2 separate regions of the Homo sapiens genome follow, and region 1 is linked to region 2. Evidence: read pairs that join two places in POLR2A ChIA-PET (ENCODE). Cell type or tissue: B cell. All regions are shown on one strand. Each heading gives the region's core, and the rest is flanking DNA. Links, peaks and the distances in the headings are about the cores only.

Evidence for each region. Peaks named below come from ENCODE experiments on the same cell type or tissue, not always from the same donor. Only the 100,000 strongest peaks of a DNase experiment are listed, where the experiment ranks them.
Region 1: POLR2A ChIA-PET joins it to region 2 with 10 read pairs; 6 of 35 experiments call an interaction of 5 or more read pairs at or near these places.

The regions. Positions count from the first base shown.
Region 1 is chr15:64,685,127-64,700,407 of GRCh38, forward strand. OAZ2 (ornithine decarboxylase antizyme 2) reads right to left here. Exons shown (of 5, transcript NM_002537.3): 2 at 6,308-6,465; 3 at 5,248-5,423; 4 at 3,958-4,043; 5 at 2,448-3,708. The coding sequence ends at 3,578. It overlaps ZNF609 (zinc finger protein 609), which reads left to right. Exons shown (of 10, transcript NM_015042.2): 10 at 1-942. Among named protein-coding and RNA genes, the nearest start is that of OAZ2, 11 kb to the right of the region's middle. RefSeq lists enhancers at 416-917, 14,438-15,274, 15,275-15,281. In B cell, for the core only: a CTCF peak has its summit at 5,658; a DNase peak (open chromatin) is centred at 10,555; H3K4me3 peaks cover 591 bases; H3K27ac peaks cover 4,137 bases.
Region 2 is chr15:64,611,641-64,627,279 of GRCh38, forward strand. It overlaps ZNF609 (zinc finger protein 609), which reads left to right. Exons shown (of 10, transcript NM_015042.2): 3 at 11,187-11,412. It overlaps LOC101930091 (a long non-coding RNA gene), which reads right to left. Exons shown (of 5, transcript XR_007064678.1): 3 at 14,621-14,725. Among named protein-coding and RNA genes, the nearest start is that of OAZ2, 84 kb to the right of the region's middle. RefSeq lists enhancers at 5,987-6,579, 11,009-11,088. In B cell, for the core only: no CTCF peak of the experiment used is centred there; no DNase peak of the experiment used is centred there.

The sequences.
Region 1 (15,281 bases), core at 4,526-12,525, 78 kb after region 2:
CCTTCTGTAAAGTGTACATTACCAAGTTCCTTGTTTTTTTATATATATATATAAATATATATATATACAAACTGTACTCTTTTTGCCTTTGTACATTCAGGCAAGAAGAGAAAATAAATCTTTTTAAGAGACAATCACAAATCTGTGAGGGCTGCTGGTTATTTCTCCTGGAGTTTGCTGCTGAGCTGCCTCTTCCTTCCTCCCAATTTTCCTGTTCTCCCTCAGCTCTCCTGATCTTCCTGGCCCTGCTCCATATGCATCCTCAGCTTCACTTTCCCTGGCTGATGGCAAGCTGTTGAATCCAGTGTCCAGACTACCTGCCTTGTAACCCTTTTCTGCCCAGCATTGTTTTCTGGCTTGGCCACTGGCTTAGCCCAGGAGCTTTACTCTGTGCCCTGGCCTCCCCTCTCTTCACCTTTAGATTTCCATTCACCGAAGTGGCTTTGGACCCCTGGGTACTCTGGGACCTGTTTCCTGGAGGCCCTGGCTTGGGACACTCACCTGTGAAACTATGCAGCTGGGAGCTCTCTGCCTAAGAGTTTGCACTATTTAAACCTGCCTGGGAGTTAGGACGGATGGTTTTAGGAATGACCGGAAAACTACCCCTAAAACTCCCCCGACATTCCAGCCTCTAGAATGCTCTGATCCAGAGCTCAGTGGATGATTCCCAGCTGGTGGACTCCTGTGGCTACCCCATCAGAACAAGGGCTAAGGGTTTATGGGTCAAGAGTATTTGATCAGAATTTTAAAGGGTGGTATACTCTGAAACACAGCCCAACCAAACCATTGTTTGGCCGCTTTCTCTTTTCCTCTACCTTCCTCATCCCCACTTTTTTCCCTTTCTCTCTACTTCCTCTTCTTAATTGGCTTTGGAATTGAAATATATTTTTAAATTATTTGTTGTATTTATTGAATAAAGTTTTTAATGTCCCTGTTCTTAAATTTAGACTTAGTTTGCCTTTCACACACCACCCCCACCCCCAAAATATTCTACCTTCTAAGTTGCTTTTTAAACTGTAGTGCAGCCTTTTGGGTACCATATTTCTTTCCTGTCAGTGGTCTTCAATAGCAAAAGTTTTTTTTGAAAAGGGAAATCTTGACTGGGTGATTTTTTTTTGAAGAGGGAAATCTTGACTGGGTTTCCAATTTAGCCTTTGTGACTCTAGCCGTATTGAAGAGGAATCACCAATAGGTGGCAGCAGAATCTCAAGCATGTTTCTTGGGAAAAAGTAAGGGACTGAGTTTTGTCTTGGTTCTTTTTCATCTGTCTTGTCGATTCCTTGTGTTTGTTTAATATCTGCATCCTAAACTGCCAGCTGCCTCTAGGAATTACCTGCCCAGTGGGGGACACTTGATTTCAACGGAATGTCTCTAGTCCCAGACTTGCTCTAATAACATTTGCCAGGCACGGTGGCTCACGCCTGTAATCCCAACACTTGGCGAGGCCGAAGCGTGGGAATCACTTGAGGCCAGGAGTTCGAGACCAGCCCGGGCAACATGGCAAAACCCTGTCTCTACTGAAAATACAAAAAATTAGCTGAGTGTGATGGTGGGCATCTGTAATCCCAGCTACTCAGGAGGCTGAGACAGGATAATCACCTGAACCCAGGAGGCGGAGGTTGCAGTGAGCTGAGATTACACCACTGCACTCCAGCCTGGGCGACAGAGCGAGATTCCATGAAAAAAACAAAAACAAAAAAAAACTTGGGATTCGAGCTCATTACTTTTAATGAATACAAGTTAGAGTCCAAGATAAATGACTTGGCCCACAGTGAAAACACAAGCAGGCTCCATAAAGAGCAATGTGAGAGCCACAGCTTAACAGTAGACAGTTGCAAAAATGTAGGTGGAAGAACATGCCCTTCAATTGGCAAAACAGAAGCAAAAGAAAAAAAGTGCCAGTAAATCCTTGAGAAATTAAAAAAACTGTGGTGAAGAGGATTCCAGCCCCCTTGGTACCACTGAGAGCTTATTCATCAGGCTGTGGTGTGGGGGACTGGAAGCCACACCTTAGGACACTGAGCTCCAAAAGGGGAAAACTAGAACAGGGAAGGTGTGTGCTGCATCCTTCAAAGACCTCAGGAATGGGAATGTCAGGAGCTCCATGCAAAAGCCAAAACCCAGTATCAGGACCCAACCTCCCCAGCCTTTTACAGAAAAGGAAGAGCTAAGAGCAGATTGGATCTTGGGTATAGCCTCTCCTAGATGAAGCTGATATGTACACATCTCTCTCCAGGGGGCTCTGGCAGTAAGTCTCAGACTCCTAGCAACCCCGCATTTCACAGTGTAATATGGCCCCAGAGAGAGACCTCAGCCAGTTTATCTGCCCTCCTACACTGCAGTTTTTTTCCCAAGGAGCACGCACCACACCTCTATTTATTAGGCTCTGGAGTCAAAACAGTTTGGTAGGGAGTTGGTCCTAGTTCAGAAATAAAGAATAGACCAACCACAACTTTAAATCAGTTTATTGACACAGTAACACAACACACTTGCCTCCCTGACATCCCCGTCCCCCTCACCCAATCTAGATCTCTCCCCCTTGCTCTCCCCTTAGAAAAAGCTGTTTAGTGAAAACAGTTAAGGGCAGGCCACTTCTACACTCCCAGCGCTACCCTAGGCCCTGCAGAGCAGAGTCTCAGACACTACTCGGAACCTGGTGGGGAGGCAGCTAGTACTATACTCAGCCAGCCAGAAGTATCCAGTCCCTAAGAACGGATTGCCCCACAATTCCCAGGCCCTGAGTTGCTATATATTCCTCTTCCTTACTGCTGTTTGTGACCCCAAGAAGGAGACCTTGGGGCCTGGGCCTGCAGCCAGGAGCAAGAACTCCTGGCAGTGATTTGAGAATTAATTAGAGTTTGGCTAGTGTTTTAAAGGCCCAGGCATCCCCCAAAAAAGCCCTGGTGGTGGGAGTAAATTTCAATGCCCCTATTTAAAATGTACTGATAACATTAAACAGATTAAGCCAGCTTAACCAAATGCCAGAATAACACTAAGCTGTAAAGAAGGAGGGGTCGGACCTGCTTACTCCAGGCCAGACGCAAATGCACACAGAGAAGCCCAGGTAAGAGTGTCAAAAAACAACTCAAGGACACTGCCCAGGGACTGAAAAGCCTATACTCAGGAGCCCCTGGGGTGACAGGAAGCAAAGAAAGAAAATACACAAGTCTTAATAACCAAAACAGAAAGCCAACAGCAGGGAAACCTGAGCCTGACAGTGCTGCCCACCAGCCCTCCAGGCCATGCCCCTGAACCCAGACAGTCCCTCCCCCTCTAGGCAATGTCCTCCCCTAGGCTAGATAGAACACATCACACAGCGCAGTTTAGAAAGCTTCTAATGCCAGTTCATAAACATCTTCATTTACTATTGGTGATTACATGTGAATAATATGTTTATACTGTTCTTTATGGAAAACAATTTCAACGAGTCAACTCCGAGAACACAATAGGCAACCCTCACCCTGAGCCCCTCAGTGTCCTTCCCTAGACAGCGAGGAGCCCTCTCGTCTGTCCCAGGGCTGCCTAACTTCCCCTCTTCCCCCACTGTGGCTCTTGGGTAAAGCATCCTCTATGACTATTAGTCCTCATCGGACAAGTTCTGGTCCAGGGGATAAACCATGAACATCACATCTGGCCGAGAGGGGACACAGGGATGGCCTGGACGTACAATCTCAAAGCCCAAGAAGCTGAAGGTCTTCAGGAGTGGAGCTGCAGAAGACAGAGTGTAAAAAAGTCTGATGAGAAACACAATGGTAGGCTGAAATCAAAACCCCAAACAAAGATGGAACAAATAAGCACTAGGCTTTTACGAGCCCTTCAGGCACTTGCCCTCCTGCCATGATTTCCCAGGGTTTGAAAGGCAAATTCAAGAGTCCCACCTCATCCTGGAGGTGCTCCCTTCTCTCCCCCAGGCCCCACTGTCTGGGCTGTAAGGCTCAGGCCACTCTGACTCCTCACCTCTGTCTTCTCGGCCCTTCCTGAAGCAGATGAAGACATAGTTCACTTTCATCTTCTCTTCAGCAAACTCTAGCAGTGCTAACAATCTGCAGGAAGCAAAGAGAAGTACTTAGGCCCATCACCACCTTCCTAGACCTCCCTCCCATTCACACCCCACCCCCACCCCTACCAACCCAAAGGCTTTTCTGAGGCCTACAACCAGCAATATAAATACAGAAGCTCTGGGCTGGGCACAGTGGCTCACACCTGTAATCCCAGCACTTTGGGAGGCCGAGGCAGGTGGATCACGAGGTCAGGAGATCAAGACCATCCTGGCTAACACGGTGAAACCCCATCTCTACTAAAAATACAAAAAACTAGCCGGGCGTGGTGGTGGGCGCCTGTAGTCCCAGCTACTCGGGAGGCTGAGGCAGGAGAATGGCATGAACCTGGGAGACGGAGCTTGCAGTGAGCCGAGATCGCACCACTCCACTCCAGCCTGGGCGACAGAGTGAGCCTCCATCTCAAAAAAAAAAAAAATTCAGAAGCTCCAGGAGGAAGATTCCTATGTCAAGACCCCAAGAGCCTTGAATTTTGGAAAAAAAAAAAAAAAAAGCCACAGCGCCTGAGAAAAATGTTACTAACTTTTCTCTTCCTGCAATAGGAGATCTGAAAGTAACACTACCCATCTTAACTAATGCTGTCCACAAGACAGAGTCTGGGGCCTAGAAAGAAAACCCAGTTCTTCAGGTGTCCCACAGATTGCCAAGTCTGATATGATCACCTGCCACTGAGAGGGACACTCTGGGCTCTAACACTGCCTAAAAGGATTTTCTCAAGAGGCTGGGACCACTCAGGAACTCTGTCCTCAGGACATTTCTTACCCATCTTGGCTGCTTGGAGGGTCTTTGCCCAATCCAATGAAATCCCACTTACCTCTGAGCTTCCTGGGTGGGGTGTGAATGGGAGGGAGGTCTAGGAAGGTGGTGATGGGCCTAAGTACTTCTTTTTGCTTCCTAGCCTTTTAAACTACAGTACTGTGTAGCTACAGGGGGATTTAGTGTCAGAGTGAACCATGGGGCGATTAACCGGCAGGCATTTGGTTAATGTGATAACAATCTGCTTTAATTATAACCTAGAGCAGGCCTGTCTTACTGGCTAAAAATAACCTGTTACAAAACGGTATCTGCTTGGGGAGTCTAGAGCTAAGGGAGAAGGCACAGACTCCCCTACAATTCTGTTACCCACAGTAAACATATACTCTTCTCTGGAATGGGACCTCCTTTCCCTCCCCAGCATTTGGCTCTTTACCCTTCTTTGCTCCCATCAGCTAATAATCCATCTGGGATTTCTACAAACAGGCTCTGGCTGGACAGGACTGCATCCCAAGAAGAGACCTTCACCTCGGTGACCTCATACTGGAAGTGGACGATGTGAGGTTTTCCATCATTCACAGGGAGGTCCTGGGTCACAGTGAGCTTCTCGTCCTGGGAAGGAAAGCAGGGCAGAGGACCAGGTCACTACTGCTTCTGGCCATATCATCCACTCCCTAATCTAGGCGATGCTGGGAGTCCCCTTAGGCCAGTGTCAGGGTAGCGTGGGATAGAGGCCATGCTGAAAACGCAGAGCTTCATGATGGCTAAAAGGAGCTGTCACTCACCAGGCACTAAGACCAGTTGATGGTGGTAAAAGCTAGCAAAACAGAAAGGGAAATATTTACCTAAATTGTCCACTAGGTGCCAAGTACAAAGTGCTGTCCCATATATTACCTTTATCATCATGACAAGCACTTGAGATGGTAATTAACAACTCCACTTTAAGTCTGAGAATAATGAAGCAACTGACCCAAGGCTCCAAAGACAGTGAATGGCAGAGATGAGATTCAAACCCAGGTCTCCCTGACTCGAAAGCCCACGCTTTCCCCCAACACCATGTTCTTTTCCTTCCCTGTCAGAAAGGGAAATACCAAAAACAAATGAGGGTATGTATGAGGGTTTGGCTGGAGCCCCAGTCAGCCAAAGTCTGATTCCAAGTGGACTGCAGGGTCCGTGTTATCTCCCTTGGGCACAATCTCAAAAGCCCAGAATTCAGCTGCCTTGCTAACCTTCCATCCCAGTCTTAGTGAGAAGCTAAACTAACTTCTGGGCCTCAATTACAGCAGATTAAAAGGCAACAAATGGTGCTGATATCTCTCCTCTAGTATTCCCAATAAGCCATGCAACAGCCTCAGCTGAAAGAGTCCTTCACAGTCCCCCCACTGGCCTAGGCTAAGAGCCAGAAGACTAAGAAAGTGATTATTCCCCTTGAGCAGCAGCACAGTGGAGTCTGAGAAAGCTCCAACCCCAGCCTTCCATCCCAGGGTCCTCCTTACCTTATATATTAGAGCTGAGAGAGAAGGATCCCTGCCGCCCCCTCGCCCACCGGGGATCTTCGACAGTGGGTGAGGGGCATCAGGAGCACCACAGAGGCCCTGGAACAATGTGCCTGCAGCACTGGAGCTGGGGACAGTTACTCAAAGGCAAAATACTACTGCAAGAGACAGAGAGGGTGAGACAGTAAACACCAAGACTTGACGATTTTTTTTTTTTTTGAGGCGGAGTCTCGCTCTGTCGCCCAGGCTGGAGTGCAGTGGCACGATCTCGGCTCACTGCAACCTCCACCTCCCAAGCTCAAGCGATTCTCCTGTCTCAGCCTCCCGAGCAGCTGGGATTTCAGGTGCACGCCACCATGCCCAGCTAATTTTTCTATTTTTAGTAGAGATGGGGTTTCACCATGTTGGCCAGGCTGGTCTCGAACTCCCGACCTCATGATCCACCCACCTCAGCCTCCCGAAGTGCTAGGACTATAGGCGTGAGCCACTGCGCCCGGCCAAGATGTAAAGATATAACTCAAATCCCACCCCCACCCCATCCTGGCTCTCTCTAAACAAGGGAAGGCTTATGAACGCTCCCAGCTGCCCCAGTCCTGTGGGCTTCAGCTTCCAGAACTACGCTGCTGTCTTAAGGGGAACCCACCGTGTTGCAAAGTCATGGGGAGGAAGTCTCAGGAGGGCCAAGGGACTCCAGCTGGGTTTATTTGACCGGAGGAGCACCTAGCAATCTTCTAACAAATCACTGTGGCACTGGGCAGACCTTGGAAATCACCAGGTCCTGGCTTACCTGCCAAGCCTCAAACCCTGTGCCAGTCTCTTTTCATTTCCCTATGGTGCCTCAACCACCTATGTGGCAGAATCAAAAAGGCCCACAGTTACAGGCTGGAGAGGGGAAGTCATATGGTCTGGGTACCCTGTTCCTGAGGAACTCTCAAGGCTACTTCCCCAGTGATGGCCCCATCCCCCTTCTGAGCAAAGGAACTGGGGTGAGAAACTTTTTTTTTTTTTTTTTTTTTTTGAGACAGAGTTTCACTCGTTTCCCAGGCTGGAGTGCAGTGGTACGCACTTGGCTCACTGCAACCTCTGCCTCCCAGGTTCAAGTGATTCTCCTGCCTCAGCCTCCCAAGTAGCTGGGATTACAGGCATGCGCCACCACGCCTGGCTAATTTTGTATTTTTTAGTAGAGACAGGGTTTCACCATGTTGGTCAGGCTGGTCTGGAACTCCTGACCTCCAGTGATCCGCTGGCCTCAGCCTCCCAAAGTGCTGGGATTACAGGCATGAGCCACCACACCCAGCTGGAGTGAGAAATCATTTAACCAAATCCCTCAATGGTTAAGAATAAAACTAAATCCAGGGATTTGGCTCCCAGAGCAGAGGTACACAATAGTACATAGAATACTGTGATGTCTGATTTGCCCCTGGTATGCACCAAATGCTGGGCCTTCTTGCCCTTCTTTGCTGATCCTTTCGTGACCTGAGCGTGGGAGGTCACATAATAGTGATGTGGTCAGAACACACACTCAGATGTGCTGGGTGCAGGCTATGTGCTGGGAGAGGAGGATACGTGCTATGACCTGAGTAAAGAATCCAATAATCAGACAGATTATAGCAGGTAAAAGGCTCCTAAAAGAGCTGTCACCTTACTGGCCACCTTGATTTTCGGATGGACCCAACAGGGCTGTAGATCTGCTCAACTGTCTTTGAATCCAATTTAGTGGTTCCTTAGACTGAGATGTAGTTCATTCCCTAGGCCAAGGGCAAGTGAAACAGAGAAGGAGGTAAATTGTGTGTGTGTGTACACACCACGACTCAGCAACAGGCCTGTTCCCCAGCCACCACACATCAGCCTCAGAGCAGCTGGAATGCACTGGATACATTTAGCGGGTATTGCAGTGGTGTGCTGGGGCCAGCTCACACAATCGTGCACATCTCTTGCCAAATATGTGTTTAATGATGTCATGTTGGTAGCCTGAATTGGCCAAAGGAGGAGTATTTACACTGCGAAAGTCCCCAAATGCTGTAAGTCAGGGCTTTTTTTTCCCTGAAAGCCATTGTAAAACGGTGTGAGGTAACTATTCTTCACACTGTCCTTTGCTTTATATAGCATGGCATGCCAATTTTGGATTCTTCTAAATGAAGAGCAACAAAACTGAATTCACACCTAACATGGCAATGGTACAGTAACCAAAGGGGCAGTCCTATTAGCAGAACTGTATCTGCACTCCAGCTGAAAATGCAAGTCCAAACCCGTCACTGCTCAGCTCCTAGGGTCTGTTCTCTCAAAGATTTCAACTGGGGGCCTACAAGTATACTTGGAAATTTCTTTGAGAAATGGATTTCCCAGGGAAGTGTCCATGGGTGAGGAGCAGCATCAGTATCTAGGGGTGCACTTTGGGAGGCCGAGGAGGGAGGATCACTTGAGCTCAGGAGTTCAAGACCAGCCTGGCCAACATGGCGAAACCCCACCTCTACTAAAAGTACAAAAATTAGCCGGGCGTGGTGGCAGGTGCCTGTAATGCCAGGTACTCAAAAGCCTGAGGCAGAAGAATTTCTTGAACCCAGGAGGTGGAGGCTGCAGTTAGCCGAGATTGTGCCACTACACTCTAGCCTGGGTGACAGAGCCAGATTCCTCCCCCCCAAAAAAAAAAAAAAAAAATCTAGGGGTGTAACCACATATCTACCTCTTCCCTCCTCTGGAAAACCTCAGGTCATCCTCACCTCCTCCACTCTCGGCCTCATCAACAGCTGTTAACAGAAAAGGCTGAACTGGGCGCAGTGGCTCATGCCTGTAATCCCAACACTTTGGGAGACAGAGACGGGTGGATCACTTGAAGTCAGGAGTTTGAGAGCAGCCTGGCCAATATGGTGAAACCCCATCTCTACTAAAAATACAAAAAAATTAGCCGGGTGTGGTGGTGTGCACCTGTAGACCCACCTACTCAGGAGGCTGATGCAGGAGAATCACTTGAACCTGGGAGGTGGAGGCTGCAGTGAGCCAAGATTGTGCCACTGCACTCCAGCCTGGATGACAGAGCGAAACTTCAGCTCAAAACAAAAACGGCCAGGCGTGGTGGCTCACGCCTGTAATCCCAGCAGTTTGGGAGGCCAAAGTGGATGGATCACCTGAGGTCAGGAGTTTGAGACCAGCTTGGCCAACATGGTGAAACCCCGTCTCTACTGAAAACACAAAAATTAGCCGGGTGTGGTGGAGCGTGCCTGTAGTCCCAACTACTAAGGAGGCCGAAGCAGGAGAATCGCTTGAACCCGGGAGGTGGAGGTTGCAGTGAGCCAAGACCACGCCACTGCACTCCAGCCGGAGCAACAAGAGCAAAACTCTGTCTCAAAAAAACAAAAACAAACAAAAAAACAGAAAGGGCTTAACAGAGGACTATGCTACTGTTTTCAAGGACAGGAGTTATTTTCTGCTGGGGACAATGAGCTATTGTGATTCCCCCTTCCAATGTGTTAAGGGGCAGAATAACAGTGTCCAGACTAGAAAAAATAAGACAAGAGTTTGGTGAGGGGAGTTTCCCCAAGCAAATGCACACACATGCACCACATCATATGATTCCGTTCTCATTCCCCAATGATCACTTCTCTGTGCTGAGGTTCCTGCAGGGGCATAAGGAGGGCTGGACCACGGGAGAAAGCTGGTTTGCTTCTATTGGTCAGTGGAGCTACCCAAAGATGGGGCAAACCCCTCTGGGATAGACAGATTATCATCTTGTATACAGAGAATTAATTAGGTTCACAAAATAACCCTATCAATCACCAAGCCCTTGCAATTCTAGAATTCTGGTGCCAGGCTCCTACTTCCAAAGGAATTATTCCTCAAATGGTCTTTAGATGAGCGAGCTGCATTCAACCTCTGCCCTGCATCCCAACTACCATCTTGATTCTTAGCTAATTTTTACTTGCAAACAGCAGAAGCAATGGGCCAACTCACTGAAAAGACAAGAATAAAGTGAGGATTTTTTTTTAGACCATAATACCCTTTGTCTTCCTAGAAGTAATCCCTGGAGCCTGCCTGCCCTGTGTCCAGCACTAATCTATGAGCTTGTGATATTTCTTTCTTTAAGCTAGTCATATTTAGCAGTGGGGCTTGTGATATTTCTGGTTTCCTGATCTCTCTCCTCTTCAAATAAACGCAAGATATCTACGCCATGGTAACATGTCATTTACTTCCCCATTCTCACATACAAGGATCCTGGAGGCTCTCTGCTCCTCCCCCATAAATCTGCGCAGATAAGCAAGTGTGTGTGTGAGTGGGGGTGGAGGGGTGTTTCAAGCCCCCACTCTGGGAACTAGTTCCAGTTCCCTAAAAGAAACAGCTGGGGTTTGCGATAAGTTTAGTAGACAGTAGATCACAATAATTATCTTCATCGTCCACATAAAGCATCTGTTATTAGTTACTTGCTGTGAATGGCAAATTGCTTCTCTTCCAAAAAACCTGTCATTTCTGAAGTGAGAAAGGAAGGGGGATGGGTACGTATGTGGTAGTTAAAGACATTAAGGGGCATGAAATTACCCAGTAATGGCCTTCTCTTCTGATAATGGCTTTAGTGTTCAAATGGTATTGAAGCTACGCCACCAAGCTCATTAGGAATAATGAATCCTGGAAGAATTTAAGCACAACAGACAGTGACTTCTAAACACAAGTCTTCCTATCATAAGATCCAAACCAGGTTGGGTTTCATATTCAGTTTAGTCTTGTTTCTAACTGGCTCCTATCCCCAGCTTTTTCCAATCCTTCCTCACCTCCTGGTCACACCACTTGAGGGCAGGCATTGTTTAATCTCAACCACCTAAAGGATGATTTAAGAAACAGGCTGGGCATGGTGGCTCATCCCTGTAATCCCAGCACTTTGGGAGGCTGAGGTAGGAGAATTGCTTGAACCAGGGAGGCGGAGGTTGCAGTGAGCTGAGATCGTGCCACTGCACTCCAGCCTGGGTGACAGAGCGAGACTGTCTCAAAAAAAAAAAAAAAGAATCTCAGTCCTTTTCAGAGGCTGAAAAGATCAGGCTGATTAAGGAAAATCAAATGTATCAGACCGAACCCAAACATCCAGCTGGGCTGGTCCTGCTTTGGAAGAGAAAAAAATACATATATCCCATGCCAGAAACTAAGGTGTCAGGTATCCAGCATACAAGGCAATTCGGAAGAGAGATGGAAGATTAGAGCCAATCTGTTAGTGCCTTTTATTTTCTCAGTGATAGGACATGCCCTTGGAAACACTCCTCAGAATACATATGAGTGCTACTAACATATCACATCCTGCTGCCTCTAATTTAAAGTGTCTGTGAAACTGTTGTCTGAAATGCCCTTAGCAGGTTACAATTTCACACACTGACTACAGACAGGCAGCGTATGCAGCAGATGTACAGCTGGGCAATGATGATGGTAAATAAAATTTTTATAATTCAAATGCTATTTCTAAATCTCTAGGGTACTTACTATTTAGAATTAACCTTAAGTCTCTTGATAAAAGTAAAGGATCTTCTGTTAAAGAATCACTTCCAGCCGGGCGCAGTGGCTCACGCCTGTAATCCCAGCACTTTGGAAGGCAGAGGCAGGCAGATCACAAAGTCAGGAGATCAAGACCATCCTGGCCAACATGATGAAACCCCGTCTCTACTAAAAATACAAAAATTAGCTGGGCGTGGTGGTACACGCCCGTAGTCCCAGCTACTTGGGAGGCTGAGGCAGCAGAATCGCTTGAACACGGGAGGCAGAGGTTGCAGTGAGCCAAGACTGCACCACTGCACTCCAGCCTGGCAAAAGAGCGAGACTCTGCCTCAAAAAAAAAAAAAAAAAAATTACTTCCAGCTGTCTTTAGTCAGTTTTGATTTACATACAGTTGGTCCTCTATATCCACAGGTTCCACATTCGTGGATTTGACCAACCATGGATCAAAAATACTCAGGAAAAAAATAAACAACAGCATAATAAAAAAAAGTACAAATAAAAAGAGCACTAAAACTATTTACATAGCATTTACATTGTGTTATGCATTATAAGTAATCTAGAGATAATTTAAAGTATATGGGAAGATATATGTAGGTTATATGTAAATACTACACTATTTTATATAATGGACCCTTGGATTTTGGTAAGGGGAAGGTCCTGAAAGCAATCCCCCACAGATGGCTACCAAAAGAGTACAGAGTACACAGAGAAGAGATTCCATATAAAAGTAATTCTGTGAGTAACTTCCACTTAGCTACATCTAAAAAATACTTGAATTCAAATTCTCCTTAATATACTTCTGATCATGTTTCACTTGAATCAGTAGCCTCCTTCGCTCATTCAATTCTGCACCCTTTCTCTCTGGTTTCTATTACCTGTCAGAGAAAGTCAGATGGCCTTGGTATTAGCTACCTTTTGGTATCAATTGAAGACATGAAAACCACATTCCCAACACAGTTCTACATTCATTTCCCCCTCTCAACCTCTTCTGACCCATTCTTGTCTCAGGCCCTGCCTCATAGAACACCCAAAGGTGCCCTCACTTCCCTCATACAGGTAGCTTTTACTCTGAGACTAGGAATGTCTTTGATGACTAATCCCTACGCAAAAAGATGTGCCATCACTTAGCAAAATAGAAAGTAAGAAAGGTGAGAGGGTGATGACCACCTCCAGTCTAGTGTGGCTGTAGAGGCTGATTTCCAGCTACCGATGCCCCTTCCATCTGAGAAAGGGCCCCTGGGCAGATGCCAGGCAAAAGTCATTTCACTAGGGCTATTCTGCGTTCCACAGGGACTCTTCTTGCTAAGCACAATTATAAAGAAAATGACATCACCACTCTGAATCACAGGCTGAAAGCAAAATTGGGTTTTGGTTGATTCTCCACAAGAAACACAGTTATAGTGATAGCTAGAATATCTGTGCCTTTGGGGTTTGCTTATCACACAGCTGATATTGGTACATATGCCAAAGGAACGCACAATCACATATGCTACCAGAGGTGAGTGGATAGCTAGGTAATCAAGCTTTAATATAAGACTTTACTTTTACATATTAAGTACCTCAATCTAGTTTGCAGAGTAAGGTCATCACACAGTGCCAGCCTCTTCCCAGGACAGAATTACATCATTGTTTATATAGTATCAAAGGACTAAGAAATTTTCTTAAGGTTTATCTTATACAAAGCATTTTACACTACTGCTGCTAACCGGACACTACCTGTTTTGTTCACTTTAAGTGACAAAATTCTTGCCTGCCTACTTGTCCCTTTCTTGTCTATAACTTTTTTTTTTTTTTTTAAGAGATGGGGCATCTCACTATGTTGCCCAGGCTGGTCTTGAACTCCTGGGCTCAAGCAATCGTCTCAGCCTCCCAAAGTGCTGGGATTACAGGTGTGAGCCACCATGCCTGGCCTGGTCTGTAACTTTGGCTTCATAACCTTCTAAATCATGGCACCAACTTGAATCAACACTGCATACTCTTTCAAAAAGGGATGAATTACTCATTTTGTTTTTCTAGAAATGCACATTTGTAACATCCCTCTATCCCACTCCTCAGTCCCCTTTTTTATATTTTTGAGCAGCTCTGAGGCTAAATTTGGATTTCTTGGCAGAGTGAGGAATTGCTATTATTAGCCCACACTGCTTTCTGAAGCATAGCTCTGATTTTGGGGGATTCCTGACTATACTAGGAGAGTCTGTGTCTGTCTCTCTCTCTCTCCTCTTTGACTCTCTCCTCTCTCTCTCCCCTCTCTCCTCTCCCCCAACCCTCCTACCATAGAGTGACCTTGAAGGCACATCATTGGAAAACTGGCTCTCCCTACCACCCCATGCCCAACAAGCCATATTGTCAATAAATAAGGAATAACTGAAACCAGACCCTTTAGGAAGAGACAGAAATTCCATTACCCAGGAAACCACTCAGTGAAGATGCTGATAGTTCTGATATGTTCTTATGCCCTGCCCCCTTCCCCCAAAAAACCACCTGCAGAACCAAATGTTTCTCCTCAAAGCCCATCAGCACAGATTGATAATAATATCACTATCAAGCCAGGGCTAGTGCTTCTCTACATACTGTACTGTCACAGGTACAAAGCAAGCCCTGGACAGATACTGTCTCCCTGCCCCCACAAATCCAGGGAGAAAAAGACCAGGAAGCTTGATTTCCTTGGATTTAAACCTCATGTTCAAAAAGGATAATAAAGGTGCTCGTACTTGTATCTTCTTCCCTCCCCCACCATCAGGAATTCTGACATTTTGGAAGTACCAATCAGAATAACACTGGAAAGGAAGAGCCTTGTTTTCAAAACATAGTGCCAGCTCCTCTGCAACTATTTCTTCCAGGAAACCAAGCCTCCACCTCCTGAGTTTTTCACTGGAGCCAGGGAAGCTGAAAATCCCATCCCCCACCCAATGGGAGCTAAATTCCCAGCCAGCTCCCCACTCTATGGATATGAAACACTCGAGAACACTGACTGGGAAGAACATCCGGCTCTTATCAGAATCCCTAGTTAGGACTCTACCAGGATTCCTTTTAGAAAGTTAGGGGCAGGCCCAAGGAATCTAGGAAACACGCTATGGAAATGGGATTGCCATCACTCAAAGAAACCAGACACCCTGCACACAACACCCCACCCCCAGGCCAAGTGGAGGAGCCTGATCCAAGGCCTAGCTCCTACCCAGGCCCTGGCAGGCCAGTTGGCTCCTCTCTCCACCTGCCTCTCATACAGCCAGGCCCCTCAAATTACCAACACGCTAAGCAAGGGCCCTGGAGACAAGCAAGCCTGTTTTGCCACTTAGGAAGCTGGAAAGAATTTTCGAGTCAAGTTAACCCAACCCCCTCTTCTTTTCACATGTAAGCACACTGGCTCAGCCAGAACTCAGGTCTTTCAACCTCACAGTTGGTGAAGACTCTTACATGTTGGTTCCAAGTTGCTCAACTCTCAGGGCTCAGCCTACAAAAGACTCGGCATTTCGACCAGCTCAGTCCAGAGGACTCCAGAGAATGA
Region 2 (15,639 bases), core at 1-8,000:
GTAGTCTTCAAATTATATGTTCAAAAGCAAAAACAAACAAAAATCAAAAGAGAAAGAAACAAAATTTAATGTTCACTGTACTTGAATTTTCTTTTCTTTTTTTTTTTTTGAGATGGAGTCTTTTGCTTTGTTGCCCAGGCTGGAGTGCAGTGGCGCAATCTTGGCTCACTGCAACCTCTGCCTCCCGGGTTCAAGCAATTCTCTGCCTCAGCCTCCCGAGTAGCTGAGATTACAGGCTCCCGCCACCATGCCCGGCTAATTTTTTTTTGTATTTTTTGTAGAGATGGGGTTTCACTATGTTGGCCAGGCTGGTCTTGAACTCCTCACCTCATGATCCGCCCACCTCAGCCTCCCAAAGTGCTGGGATTACAGGCATGAGCCACCGTGCCCAGCCTGTACTTGCATTTTCTAGTGCACAATAGAACAGCCTTCACTGCTGACCTTGAGTAGGTACTGATTGGTTAAAATTAAGTACTACATTAAGTCTTCTGTGAATAATAGAATATATAGCTTCTTTTTTTTTTTGAGACGGAATTCCCCTCTGTCCCCCAGGCTGGAGTGCAGTGGCGCGACCTCGGCTCACTGCAAGCTCCGCCTCCCAGGTTCACGCCATTCTCCTGCCTCAGCCTCCCGAGTAGCTGGGACTACAGGTGCCCGCCACCACGCCCGGTTAATTTTTTTTGTATTTTTAGTGGAGATGGGGTTTCACTGAGTTAGCCAGGATGGTCTTGATCTCCTGACCTTGTGATCCACCCACCTCAGCCTCCCAAAGTGCTGGGATTACAGGCGTGAGCCACTGTGCCCGGCCTATATATAGCTTCTTAGAACTGTTTGAAGACTGGTTATGTTGCCAGCTACTCTGTCTTTTTATCTTTTTCCTCCTTGCCTCCTGCTATAAGATATTTTGGAAATTAACCAGATTTATAATCAAATTCTTTTTCAGGGCAGCCTAAGTGAAATCTGGAAGCTCAGCAGTCCAGGAGCCTCTTTTTTTTTTTTTTTTTTTAATTTATTTTTGTTTATTTATTTATTTACTTTTCCAAAGGCAGGGGAGAGGCAGGGTCCAAGTGTAGTTACTGTTTGAAAAGGACCTGCCGGGCGTGGTGGCTCATGCCTGTAATCCCAGTACTTTGGGAGGCCAAGGCCAGCGGTTCACTTGAGGTCAGGAGTTTGAGACCAGCCTGGCCAACATGGTGAAACTCTGTCTCTACTAAAAATACAAAAATTAGCCAGGTGTGGTGGCATGCGTCTGTAATCCCAGCTACCCAGGAGGCTGAGGCAGGAGAATCACTTGAACCCAGGAAGTGGAGGTTGCAGTGAGCCGAGATCACGCCACTGCACTCCAGCCTGGGCAACAGAGTGAGACTCTGTCTAAAACACAGAAAAGAAAAGGACCTGAGGCCAGGCATGGTGGGTCACACCTGTAATCCCAGCACTTTGGGAGGCTGAGGTGGTGGATTGCTTGAGCCCAGGACTTCAAGACCAGCCTGGGAAACATGGCAAAACCTTGTCTCTACAAAAAATACAACAGTTAACCAGTCATGGTGGCGTGCACCTGTAGTCCCAGCTACTTGAGAGGCTGAGGTGGGAGGATTGCTTGAGCCTGAGAGGTCAAGGCTGCAGTGAGCCATAATCACATGAGCCTGGAAGACAGTGAGACCCTGTCTCAGAAAAAAAACGAAGAAGAAGAAGAAAGAAAAGGACCCGAATTTCCTCCACTTATAGTTAAATGTTGTGTTGTTTTGGGATTTACTCAGGGTATTCTGTTGCATTCTGACAAGAGCTTTGTGGGAAGGAGGCATTCAGATTTCTCCTTCCATCCTTAATTATCCCATGATGTCTACCTGCTAGCCTCTCATGACAAGGAATTGCTGATTTTTCAGAATAAGCAAAAATCATCCTTGTTTAAACTTATTTATTTATTTTTTGAGATGGAGTCTTGCACTGTCGCACAGGCTGGAGTGCAGTGGTGTGATCTCAGCTCACTGCAGCCGCCGCCTGCCGGGTTCAAGGGATTCTCCTGCCTCAGCCTCCCGAGTAGCTGGGACTACAGGGATGTGCCACCATGCCCGGCTAATTTTTTGTATTTTTAGTAGAGACAAGGTTTCACCATGTTGGCCAGGCTGGTCTAACTCCTGACCTCGTGATCCTCCCACCTTGGCCTCCCAAAGTGCTGGGATTACAGGCGTGAGCCACTCCGCCTGGCCTAAACTTGTTTATTGAATGGAATTTTGTCTCAAAATTCCAGTCAACAGAAAGTGGTTCAAATAATTGAAGATTTTTTTTTTTCTGATTTTTGTTTTGAGACAGTCTTGCTCTATCACCCAGGCTGGAGTGCAATGGTGCAATCTCAGCTCACTGCAACCTCTGCCTCCCAGGTTCAAGCGATTCTTGTGCCTCCCAAGTAGCTGGCATTAAAGGCACCCACCACCACGCCTGACTAATTTTTTTTGTATTTTTAGTAGAGACGGGGTTTCACCATGTTGGCCGGGCTACTCTCGAACTCCTGGCCTCAAGTGATCTGCCCACCTTGGACTCCCAAAGTGCTGGGATTACAGGTGTGAGCCATGTGCCCAGCCTTTTTTCTGTATTTCTTTTTTTTTTTTTTGAGACGGAGTCTTGCTCTGTCGCCCAGGCTGGAGTGCAGTGGCGCGATCTTGGCTCACTGCAAGCTCCGCCTCCCAGGTTCACGCCATTGCCCTGCCTCAGCCTCTGACTAGCTGGGAATACAGGCGACTGCCACAATGCCCGGCTATTTTTTTTATTTTTATTTTTAGTAGAGATGGGGTTTCACCGTGTTAGCCAGGATGGTCTTGATCTCCTGACCTTGTGATCGCCTGCCTCGGCCTCCCAAAGTGCTGGCATTACAGGCGTGAGCCACCGCGCCTGGCCTTTTCTGTATTTCAAGAGACAAAAATAAATAACTTAATAAATAGATAAATGGGGTTTTATTTGCCATTCTTTTAAATAACCCACAATAAGAATTTGGTGAGCAAATTAAGTTTTATATAATACCTTGGTGGATTATTTATATGTTTATCCATGAATCAGTGAGTATTCATTTTAATCCCTCTGCCCTGTATACCTATATTACTATTAACATTACTGATGTTGAGTCACTGTAAAATCTTGAAGCACTTTTTGGATTATTGGTAAAGATAACATCTCGCTTTTTTTTTTTTTTTTTTTTTTTTTTTAGGCAGAGTCTTGTTCTGTCACCCAGGTTGGAGTGCAGGGGCACAATCTCGACTCACTGCAACCTCTGCCTCCCGGGTTCAAGGGATTCCCCTGCCTCAGCCTCCTGAGTAGCTGGGATTGCAGGCACCCGCCACCACACCCGGCTAATTTTTGTATTTTCAATAGTGACGGGGTTTCACCCTGTTGGCCAGGCTCGTCTCAAACTCCTGACCTCGTGATCTGCCTGCCTTGGCCTCCCAAAGTGCTGGGATTACAGGCGTGAGCCACCAGGCCTGGCCTGTTTTGTTTTGTTTTGTTTTGTTTTGAAGACAGTATCTCATTCTATTGCCCAGGCTAGAGTGCAGTGGTAGTACCTTGGCTCACTGCAGCCTCAACCTTCTGGTTGCAATCCTCCCATCCTCTCAAGCAGTTCTTTCATCTCAGCCTCCTGAGCAGCTAGGACTACAGGTACACACCACCATGCCTGGCTAGTTTTTGAATTTTTTGTAGAGACAAGATCTCTCTATGTTGCCCAGGCTGGTCTGAAACTCCTGAGCTCAAGTGAACCTCTGTCCTTGGCCTCCCAAAGTGCTGGGATTACAGGTGTGAGCTACTGCCTCTGTCTTGATAACGTCTTATCAACATAATGTTTAGTGTATTTGATGACATCCTTTTTTTTTTTTTTTGAGATGGAGATTCACTCTTGTTGCCCAGGCTGTAGTGCAATAGCACGATCTCGGCTCACTACAACTTCTGCCTCCTGGGTTCAAGCGATTCTCCTGCCTCAGCCTCCTGAGTAGCTGGGATTATGGGCATGCACCACCATGCCTGGCTAATTTTTGTACTTATAGTAGAGACGGGGTTTTGCCGTGTTGGTCAGGCTGGTCTTGAACTCGTGACATCAGGTGATCCACCTGCCTCGGCCTCTTAAAGTGCTGGGATTATAGGCGTGAGCCACTGTGCCCAGCTAGTGACATCTTACTTTCTACACAATCTTATCTGATAATTCTGAATAAATCTGAACATTCATGTACCAACATCCCCAACTACCTTTTTATTTTTGGATAAAACAAAGTTTCTTAGAACTACTGCTGTTATCAGTAGAACTAACTTCCTTCTTGCGTTTTTGTCTGTGAAGGTGAAGATACAAGACTCATTGTGAAGGGGAAAAGGCAAGGTCTATCTCAAATATCTCTTCAATGAATTTCTTTTTTTTTCAGATAGGGTCTCTCATTTTGGTGCTCAGGCTGAAGCGCAGTGGTGCAGTCATAGCTGCTGCCTCATCCTCCTGCCTCAGTCTCCCAAGTAGCTGGGACTATAGGGATGTGCCACCATGCCCAGCTCATTTTTATTTTTTGTAAATATAGACTTTTGCCATGTTGCCCAGGCTGGTCTAGAACTCCTCAGCTCAAGCAATCCTCCCGCCTTGGCCTCCCAGAGTGCTGGGATTACAGGTATAAACCATCACATTTGGCCTTCAGTGTATTTTCTACCTGTAAAGTTATGTTGCAGCCATGAAGATTTTTGTCCATCAGTGCCTCTCATCTGTGAGAGGCAGTTGAAGTAGGTATATAGTTATAATTACTCTTTGTGGGGAGATGAATGACTCTGGCCTTTCTCTATTCTCTCAAGTCCCCATTTCTGTGTCATCTGCCTACCAACATTGAGATCCTTATATATGTTATTAAACTGATATCTTTTTTTTTTTTTTTTTTTTTTTGAGATGGAGTCTCACTCTGTCGCCCAGGCTGGAGTGCAGTGGCGTGATCTCGGCTCACTGCAAGCTCCACCTCCCAGGTTCACGCCATTCTCCTGCCTCAGCTTCCTGAGTAGCTGGGACTACAGGCGCCCGCCACCACACCCGGCTAATTTTTTGTATTTCTAGTAGAGACGGGGTTTCACCGTGTTAGCCAGGATGGTCTCGATCTCCTGACCTTGTGATCCACCCGCCTCAGCCTCCCAAAGTGCTGGGATTACAGGTGTGAGCCACCATGCTTTTTTTTTTTTTTTTTTTTTTTTTGCACTCTGTCGCCCAGGATGGAGTACAATTGTGCAATCTCAGCTCACTGCAACCTCCACCTCCCGGGTTCAGGTGATTCTCATGCCTCAGTCTCCCAAGTAGCTGGGATTACAGGTGCACACCACCATGCCCGGCTAATTTTTTATTTTTAGTAGAGATGGGGTTTCACCATGTTGGCCAGGCTGGTCTTGAACTCCTGGCCTCAGGTGATCCACCTGCCTCAGCCTCCCAAAGTGCTGGGATTACAGGCGTGAGCCACTGCGTCCGGCCTTAAACTGCTATGTAAAGGTAAATTGAGAAGTATCATTTTAGGATGGGCAACGTAGGGAGACTTTGTCTCTACAAAGTTTTTGTTTTTGTTTTTTTTGGAGACAAAATTTCACTGTATTGCCCAGGCTAGTCTCAAACTCCTGGACTCAAACAGTCCTCCCATTTCAGCCTCCCAAAGTGCTAGGATCACAGGCATCAGCCACCATTCCCGGCCAAAAAATTAAAAAAAAAAAAAAATTAGCCTAGCATGGTGGTGCACGTGTAGTCCCAGCTACTTGGGAGGCTGAGGTGGGAGGATTGCTTGAGCCAGAGAGGTTGAGGCTGCAGTGAACCATGATCACCCCCTGCACTCCAGCCTGGACGACAGAGCGAGACCCTGTCTCAAAGAAAAGAGAATTATCGCCAGGCATGTCTGTAATCCCAGCACTTTGGGATGCTGTGGCGGTTGGATCACCTGAGGTCAGGAGTTCGAGACCAGCCTGGCCAACATGACAAAACCCAGTCTCTACTAAAAATAGAAAAATTAGCCAGGCATGGTGGTGGGAGCCTGTAATCCCAGCTACTTGGGAGGCTGAGGTAGGAGAATCGCCTGAATCTGGAAGGCAGAGGTTGTAGTGAGCTGAGATCACGCCATTGCACTCCAGCCTGGGCAACAAGAGTGAAACTCCATCTCAAAAAACAAACAAACAAACAAAAAGTATTAAAAGATAAAGGACATAAAGTGTTGGGAAACTCCAGAGATCTCCTCTTTAAATTCTCTATAAGTCTCTTTTCAAGCTTTTGTTTTGTTGTTTACCTCCCTAGTAAGCTAAGCCCTAGGAGCCATGATGGCACTTCTTAGCATTTCAAAGACTGAGAATTAGCTTAACTTTTGTTGGTGTAGTTATTAAGGCATCTAATGACCTTAACTTTTTAATATTCCTATACCTTATTTTCCCTCTTGGCCCCAATTTCCTGACAATCCCTGCTCTTATATTTTAGGTATATGAAAAGATGGCAAAATGAGTCCTTTTCTGATTTTTTTTTCTCCTTTTTTGAGACAGGGTCTTGCTCTGTTGCACAGGCTAGAGTACAGTGGCACGATCACAGCTCACTGCAGCCTTCACCCCCGGGACAAAACTTTCCTCCTGAAATGGGAAAAGTTCCCTTGTCCCCCTCACAGGGCGTGCAATGGGAGTGTGGCTCACTTCTTCACTGCCCTGCTGCTCAGACCTGTAGGGTAACATACAGAGGGGCAGGCTATGGGGCTCCAACCCCGGCAGTGTCTAGGGGTGAATGCTTACATCTGAAGCCCCAGTGGGTGTGTGTTACAGGGTGCTCTTTTAGTTTAGCTGTCCTTAGGCGGCTTGTGTTAGCTCAATTAGACCCCTGCCTTATCACAAGAACAGAGGGCTTTCTGTATCCCAAGGTTCTTGTCTTGGTGTACTGGAAGAATTGGATCAAATGTGGGCTTGGAGAATGAGTGTAAGGTTTTATTGAGTGAAAGTAATGCTCAGCAGATTGGGGAGCCAGAAGGGAGATGGTTTTCCCCTGGAGTTCAGCTACTCAGCGGCCCAGGCTCTTCTCCAAATGCCCCAGCCAAACTCTGCTTCGTTCCACGGCCTGCTGGCATTTGTCATGTGCTCTTCCGCCACGTGTGCTCTTCTGCCGGCATGCTCCTCTCAACGCCCTCTCGAGGTCCAGCCGCTGTGTCTTCTTCTGCCAATGTGTTCCTCTAGAAGTCCAGCCGCTTGTGTGTCTGCCTGCTAGGGTCTGGGGAGTTTTTATAGGCACAGGGAGGGGCTGTGGCAGGCCAGGGTGGTCTTGGGAAATCCAACATTTGGGCGGGAAAACAAAAATGCCTATCTACCTAGGTCCGTGGACACAGGCCCCTGATGGAGCCCTAGCCAGGGACCATGCCCTCCTCTACCCAGCACTTCCCTTACCCCCTTCTGTATCATTTAAAGGGACCACGTTCTCTACCCAGCACACCCGTGTCACTCCTACCTCAGCGTCCCAAGTAGCTAGGACTGCAGGTGTGTGCCAACACACCCAGCTAGTTGTTTTTGTTTTTGTTTTTGTTTTTAATTTTTTGTAAAGACAGGGTCTCACAATGTTGCCCTGGCTGGTCTCAAACTCCTGGACTCAAGCACTCCTCCTGCCTTGGCCTCCCAAAGTGCTGGGACTACAGGCTTGAGCCATTGCACCCAGCCCCCTTTTTCTGATTGTTATCTTCTCCTGGAAAGTGATAAATGAAGCTATCTTTGTTTCAGTGAATAATAGAATATGAAATCCTGTAAAGCCACATAGGTTATTAGATGAATATCACAGAGCTTATTATGCACTATGGCTTAATGTTAGATTATAGATGTGACCAAATGGTAATTAACAGAGCTGGAGCTGTAATTAAATACTATTATGCTGCTCTGTGATCTCTCCTTAGATTTCTGTTGCAAAGTAAATGGAAAATGAATAGTTCAAACCCATAGGTGGATTTCGTCGCTTCTCCCCATCCCTGAACATCTCTTTTAATTAACTAAGTAATTAAATAAAGTCATCTTCATACAACAGAGATGCCAAACTCTGCCTAGTAACTCTAATCAGTAAGGGTAGTTTGATGCATACTTGTTAATGAGTTCCTCATGTGTATGAGTCTGTTCTGTTATTCTTAGTGATCAGTTCAGCTGAAGTTTCTTCTCTTCACTTATTGTATAGCAGGGTATAATTTGGCAGACTGCTTGAATGCAACAGTGATGTTTCCAACCTACATTTTAGGTGTTGTTTTCTGGATTTCTTGGTGCAAAACTGGGGACTTCATTTTATCTAGAATGTATTAGCATATGTTTCTCCTAGCCTGCCAGGAGCACTGAATAACCTAGCAGGAAATTAAACTACTTCCAGAAAAGAGCTGTCCTCAGTGGCTGAGAGAAAGTGTATAGGTGTCTCCCTGGGGTAAACTTCCTTCTGTGCCTAGGGTTGCTGCCTGAGCTGTGGAACAGGTTGGCAATAGGACATGTGCAAGCAAGGCAATCAGAAAGTTCACAGGGGTGACCTGGAAGGTTTAGGCCAATGTCTGTGTCCAGTAGGACCTTGCAGGAATTTCTCTTGTGAGTAGAAGAAAGTATAAAAAAGGGAACAAACCCTAAGCAAAAGAAGTACACATATAGGCTGTGAAACTGCTTCTGTCACAGTTCTTCCCCAAGAGAAAGAATAGATAAACAGAGGTGAGGCCAAGAGTAAAGATGATCTGTATATTCTGTCTCTAACTTTCCCTCTCTAGTGACTCTCAAGAGTTTGTTCCAGCACTGCAGAGGAGTGAGTAGGGAGGATCCAGTTTACTTTTTCTGTGTTGTTTTTTACCTTCACTTCTGTGCATGGAAATTTTAAAGATCTTTCCAGGATCTACCACATCCCAAGAAGGTTGGGAAATTAAATTATAAATGCCCAGTTTTCAAGAGAGCAAATATGCCTTTTGGCATTTATCATAAATGTAGATGATTCATTATACAGGCTTCTACTTCCATTTCATTTCATGAAAAAGGTGGAGTTGGGGAAGTACAAGGGGTGTGTGTGTGAGACAAGCAGACAAGGATGTTTTGGCAGCTCTTCAGGGACCAGAATTAATCAGAATCAGTGTATGAACATTCTGTGGACTCACAATGATGATCTACAAATAGTGATGACTTTCTAAGCCAAGAAGTCAGAGCCAACTGTGGAGAATGGATCCGGAACCCAGACCTCAGCCTATAGGCTAGTTTTCAAGGCCAGGAAGGTGTTTGTCTCTGTGTGTGTTGTGGGAGGGAAATGGATTATAGATAGAGTGATAGTCATGTAGTAAATTATTCCAGAATCAGAGTTTTGTTGCAGAGCTATTTAGAAGCTTGGCTTACGGATACATGTATGATCTTCTCTGAATGTCTCTATTAAAGGACTAGACTAAGAAGTCTATTAAAGGACCTAGACTAAGAAGTCCTCACAAAGGACTCTCTATTAAAGGACCTAGACTAAGAATTCCTCACAAAGGGAAGAGTCCCAAGGATTGGGAAAGTCCCAATCTTTGACTCTCATTTTCTAGGTCTGCTGATTAGTATCATACTTAATCTTCGGAGGAAATAAGCCAGTGTGTGCATTGAGTGTCTTTGCATATGCAAGACGTTATGCTCATTCAGGATTGGGGCATCAATCACTCGAGCATAATAGACTTTGTCAGCCTCATAAATTCTGGGATTTAAAGAGTTAAAGGATCACTGCCCACTTCATTTCATTCTTTTTTTTTTTTTTGAGATAGGATTTCACTCTGTCACCCAGACTGGAGTACAGTGGTGCAATCATAGCTCACTGTAGCCTCAACCTCCTGGGCTCAAGTGGTCCTCCCACCTCCGCTTCTGGAGTAGCTGAGAATACAGGCATATGCCACCACACACAGATACCTTTTTTATTTTTGTTTTTTATAGAGGTGGGGTCTTGCTATGTTACCCAGGCTAGTCTTGAACTCTTGGCTACACGTGATCTTCCTCCATAGGCCTCCCAAAACATTAGGACTACAGGCATGAGCCATTGCACCTGACCCATCACAACTTTTATGTTGTCTCTAGATGGGTTGCATTCTTCTTGGAACCTAACTAATTACATTCTTGTGAGAGGTTCTAGTTTCTGGTTTTGGAAGCAAATTGCTTCTTTCTTTTTTTTTTTTTTTTGAGACGATCTCAGCTCACTGCAACCTCTGCCTCCCAGGTTCAAGCGATTCTGCTGCCTCAGCCTCCTGGATAGCTGGGATTACAGGCGCCCACCACTACGCCCGGCTAATTTTTGTATTTTTAGTAGAGATGGGGTTTCACCATGTTAGTCAGGCTGGTCTCGAACTCCTGACCTCAGGTGATCTGCCCACCTCGGCCTCCCAAAGTGCTGGGATTACAAGTGTGAGCCACCGTGCCTAGCCATGTTTGACTATTTCTATCTATGTGTACATAATCAACAACATCTTCAGACTGCTGTTGATTGGCTTCTGGGTGGCAACAGCACCTCCTGTTTCTTATAGATAAATTTGATGTTAGAATTATATTCCAAGATGCCATTCTCATTAAACAACCACTGTTACATGTTACAGTTTCTAAGGGTTAGAAATTCCCACCAGGTTAATCCCAGCCCTGCTATAACTTTATTCCTTCTAGCCAAAGATGTATTAAAGCACCTAGGATCATTAGGAATCATGGCATTCCTAGGATTTGGCTATTTCTTCCTCTCTTTATCCCCACCCAAATTCATGGATTTTATGCCAGACTAATGTACTGTTTGCTGAATGATAGATTGGTAGGAAGCATAGTGGTGGTAGCAAAACATACCTCAGATGCTGGGCCTTGTCTTTCTCATCAGTCTGTGTGCTCTGTTACTATTGAAATCTGGCCCTGATTCTCTTTCATTAGAGACTTTTTAATGAGATGAGGAAAAAATAGAACTTTTTAAAAAACATTTTAGCCAAGTGCAGTTTATGAGGAAGATCATTAAGAAGATCATTATACGCTCATTAATAAGAGTTTCTCTTAGCACAGGATGTTCTCATCTAAACCACTAGATTTGTAGTGGTATCATAAGCCAGAACTTGAAAGGAAGAACCAAAGTCTTATTTATAGCCGTCTGCACTCTGGCAGGAATAGATATAGGACTAGATTAAATACAGAAAAGGTATTTCCTCTAAATGTTCTCCCTGCAACTCAGCTACTACTTTTTCTTCCCTCCACAGATGGAGTCCCCTGTTTCCACACCAGCAGTGCTGCCAATACACCTTTTGGTGCCAGTGGTCAACAATGACATCTCATCTCCCTGTGAGCAGATCATGGTTCGTACCCGATCAGTTGGGGTCAACACATGTGATGTGGCTCTGGCCACAGAGCCTGAGTGCTTGGGCCCCTGTGAACCTGGAACTAGCGTCAACCTTGAAGGCATCGTGTGGCAGGAAACAGAAGATGGTAAGTGTGATATGTGGCTTTCCCCTCCCTTCTCAACCTGCTTCTGCAGGGGAGCCACCAGGGACTTATTGTTGTAAATATTACCAAGTGGTTATTAGAGTCTCAAGTGTCCACAGTCTGCGGGAGATACCCACACAGAGGATTTTAGCAGACTTAGCAAAATTTCCCAGCTTCTAGAGATTCTTCCCTTCATAGTATTCAACAGTGTTGATCCTGGTACTTATGATATGCAGTCATGTGATAGGTATTGGCCAGGTAATTCAAACTGTATCTGTACTCTCCATATTTTATATGGGAGAGTTAGATTATAAATTAAATTTGAGGTCAGGCCTGAAGAGAAAAATTAATAAAAGGGCAGCTGAGGGAGTCAAGAGGATGGAGAATAGTCACTCTTAAATTCACTTAATGTTGGCTCATTGCATATGCAGCTCTTGCCTTTTTTAACACCTATAGGTACAGCCAGTTCACTCTTCCCACTGATTGCCTCATTGCCCAGCCACCCACACCGCTTCATGTATCTGTCACTTGGTACAGATTTTATAGGAAATGTTTAGATGGTCTTGTTTTCAGGCATCCACTAAGCAGTTGGCTCACTGTAGGTTGCTGTTGCCCAAGGCATCCAGACTTCTTGCATGTTCCACTTGCCCCTGAGAACGGAATCTATTCTGTTTTGAAAATTTATGAACCTGAAAAAATGGAAGGAAGTGTAAAGAGACTTAATGGGGTATTTCAGATCTTTTGGTAACATCTGGTGGCAATTTGATTTTTGCATATTCTTTTTCTGAAGAATCCAAATCCTTGTCAGAGTATATGTGGTTAGAGAGTCTGGGCCTCAGTCCCATCATGTCTCTGCATCAGTAAACAGACTTTCAAACTGTCCTCACTCTGAGGAGTTTAGAGGCCCAGAGGAGCACAGCTAATCATCTCTGATTATCACAGAGCTATTTTGTCAGTCTGCCCCTAGAAATTCAGGCATTTCATTCTGGTCATTCTAATAAAATCTGTTCCCCTGAATATTTTGTTGTCATTCAGTATTTATTTAAAGTTTACCGTGCAATAGGTGCTGATGTGTTACAGGTTAAGAACTCTGTATTCTTGTCTGTGTCATCATTAGGAATGTAATACATCTTCAGCTTTCAGAATAACGTCGCTAATGAGGTTTTATTGTGTGCCTGAGTGGTAGAAGCTGATGCAGAGAAGGTAGAGAGAGAGTTTAACTCTAGAGGTTGACTCTGGATATGTGTATACAATATACAATCTGAAAATCACAAAGTGGCTATCTGATTTTTAAAATGTCATCTGCTTATGGACAAATGTCTGAACAGTCACAGAGTCTGTTGGAATGACAGACATATCCGGACCATATCTCTGTGCCACCAAGCAACCTTCAAGGCCTCTTACCTCAGTATATTGAAGATAGAATAAATCGATTTCCTGCCTGTTTGTTCTGCTTGCCTTTATGATGGTGACTCTTTTCCAAGAACAAGATGCTTTTTTTATGTGAACCTAACAAAAACTTTGAGAGAGTGAGGCTAATGCTTTCACTCTCCTGAGGACAATGAATACCTTTTTATCTGAGGATCCCTTCCTGCCAGGGCAAAATTAACACATAATTTTTTTTTATTTTTTGTAAATCGTTTGCACTGGAAGACTCTCTGTCAGGTTGTCACAGGCAGCCTATTATTACCAAGTTCCCCTGTTACGTACACTTTTTTTTTTTTTTTTGAGATGGAGTCTCACCCTGTCACCCAGGCTGGAGTACAGTGGTGCGATCTTGGCTCACTGCAACCTCTGCCTCCCAGGTTCAAGCGATTCTTCTCTCTCAGCCTCCTGAGTAGTGGGGACTACAGGCACATACCACCACGCCTGGTCCATTTTTGTATTTTTAGTAGAGATGGGGTTTCACCGTGCTGGCCACGCTGGTCTTGAACTCCTGACCTTGTGATCCACCTGCCTCAACCTCCCAAAGTGCTGGGATTACAGGTGTGAGCTACCACACCCAGCCCAGTTTGTACTCTTAAGGTACTCTATACTTTATTTCATAGCACACATCACAGTTTGCAACTTTGTTTATCATTTTTATGATTTTTCTATTAATGTGTATCTTTTCTACTGTGTTAGAAGTTCTGAGATCAGGCAGTCTGTTTTGCTCATCATTGTATCCAAGGTACTTAACATAGGTGGCATCTGACACCTATAGTAGTAGACTGTCAAAAATACTTGTTTGAGGCCAGGCGTGGTTTATCACCTGAGGTCAGGAGTTCAAGACCAGCCTGGCCCACATAGTGAAACCCTATCTCTACTAAAAATACAAAAAAAAAGCTGGGTATGGTGGCGTGTACCTGTAATCCCAGCTACTTGGGAGGCTGAGGCAGGATAATCACTTGAACCCCGGAGGTGGAGGTTGCAGTGAGCCGAGATCGCACCATTGCACTCTGGCCCAGGCAACAGAGCAAGGCTGTCTCAAAAAAAAGAAAAATATATTTGTTTGAATGAAGGAATGCTTGCATCTATGTCATTGTCATTTCTGGATCTATCTTAATATATATCTAGAGGAGCCGGGTGCGGTGGCTCAAGCCTGTAATCCCAGCACTTTAGGAGGCCGAGGCGGGCGGATCACGAGGTCAGGAGATGGAGACCATCCTGGCTAACATGGTGAAACCCTGTCTCTACTAAAAATACAAAAATTAGCCGGGTGTAGTGGTGGGCGCCTGTAGTCCCAGCTACTCGGGAGGCTGAGGCAGGAGAATGGCGTGAACCCAGGAGGCGGGCCTTGAAGTGAGCCAAGATTGCACCACTGCACTCCAGCCTGGGTGACAGAGCCAGACTCCATCTCAAAAAAAAAAAAAAAAAAAAAAAAAAATATATATATATATATATATATAGAGAGAGAGAGAGAGAGAGAGAGAGAGAGAGAGGATATTAAAATATTGCTTGAACTTAGGAATGGTGTCGAAGTACTTTCCAAAATTCTAAATCTTCTCTGCAACTCAGAATAAATACTGCTTTCACCAGGTTTGAGATCAGTCTCGTTGTCTAAATCTGTAAGATTTTTAATCCTACTTTTAATACCAGGTTTTCTCCCACTTACTGTATTTCAAGGCTTAGGTCTCTTTCTTTATTTTATTCTCTTTTTCTGAAAGAGAACTGTTCAGCAATAATATACTCATCTTTTCTTTGCTTTCTGGTCACCCCAGAGGGCCTTCACCTGAACTGTCAGTTGGCGAAGGTCTGAATTGGGATCAGAGTTGGTTCACATTCCTTTTCATCTTCAGGTAACAGAGATTTCCTGCAAAGATCATTCTCTGAAGATCTGTAAGATCCAGGATACCGAGTCAGTCCTCAAGTTAATCATAAGAACTACATACAGATACTTTTTAAAAAATTCTTCCAGACTTCTAGGTTTTTTTTTCTGCCTCTCGACATTTTGTACTTCTGTCTGTCTCTTTGTCCAGCAAACTACACTGTCTTCAAACAGAAAAGTCCTTACAGCTCAGAGAGAAGCTGTGAATGCTTGGCCTCTGAGGGGAATGGAGGACACTGAGGTCCCTGTAGAACTGAGCCACCTTGCTGAGAACAGGTATAGGAGTCATGGCCTCAATTATTCCTAGTTTCTTTGCCTACTTGTCCTACAGTGTTACTTCTTTCTTTCCTCTTCTCTCCCTATCACTCCCTTTAAACCTTGGATGCATTTTTAAATTCCTGCAGATTCCATTTCTTTTTAGGCTGTTGATAATTCAGTAAGCACTGCAAAGATCCTACTTGACTAGATTCAACCGTGGGACTGTTAAGAAGACCCAAGTGTAACCTAGAATTTTTTTGTCTGTTTGTTTTTGAGACATTCTCAGCACTATGTAAGGGCTAGTTCCACTGGATTTTGCTTTATCTCACCTCACTTCAAATCAAAATACTGAGTATGTCCGAGGCGGGAGGTACACTTGAGGTCAGGAGTTTGAGACCAGCCTGGCCAACATGGCAAAACCCCGTCTCTACTAAAAATGCAAAAATTAGCCTGTAATCCCAGCTACTTGGGAGGCTGAGGCAGGGGAATCACTTGAACCCAGGAAGTGGAGGTTGCAGTGAGCCGAGAGTGTGCCACTACACTCCAGCCTGGGCGACAGAGAGTGAGACTCCGTCTCAAAAAAAAAACAAAAAAAAACAAAACAAAACTACCAAGTCTATTCTGGGTTCACAAGGCTTAACTCTAATCTAGGATCCTGAAAAAAT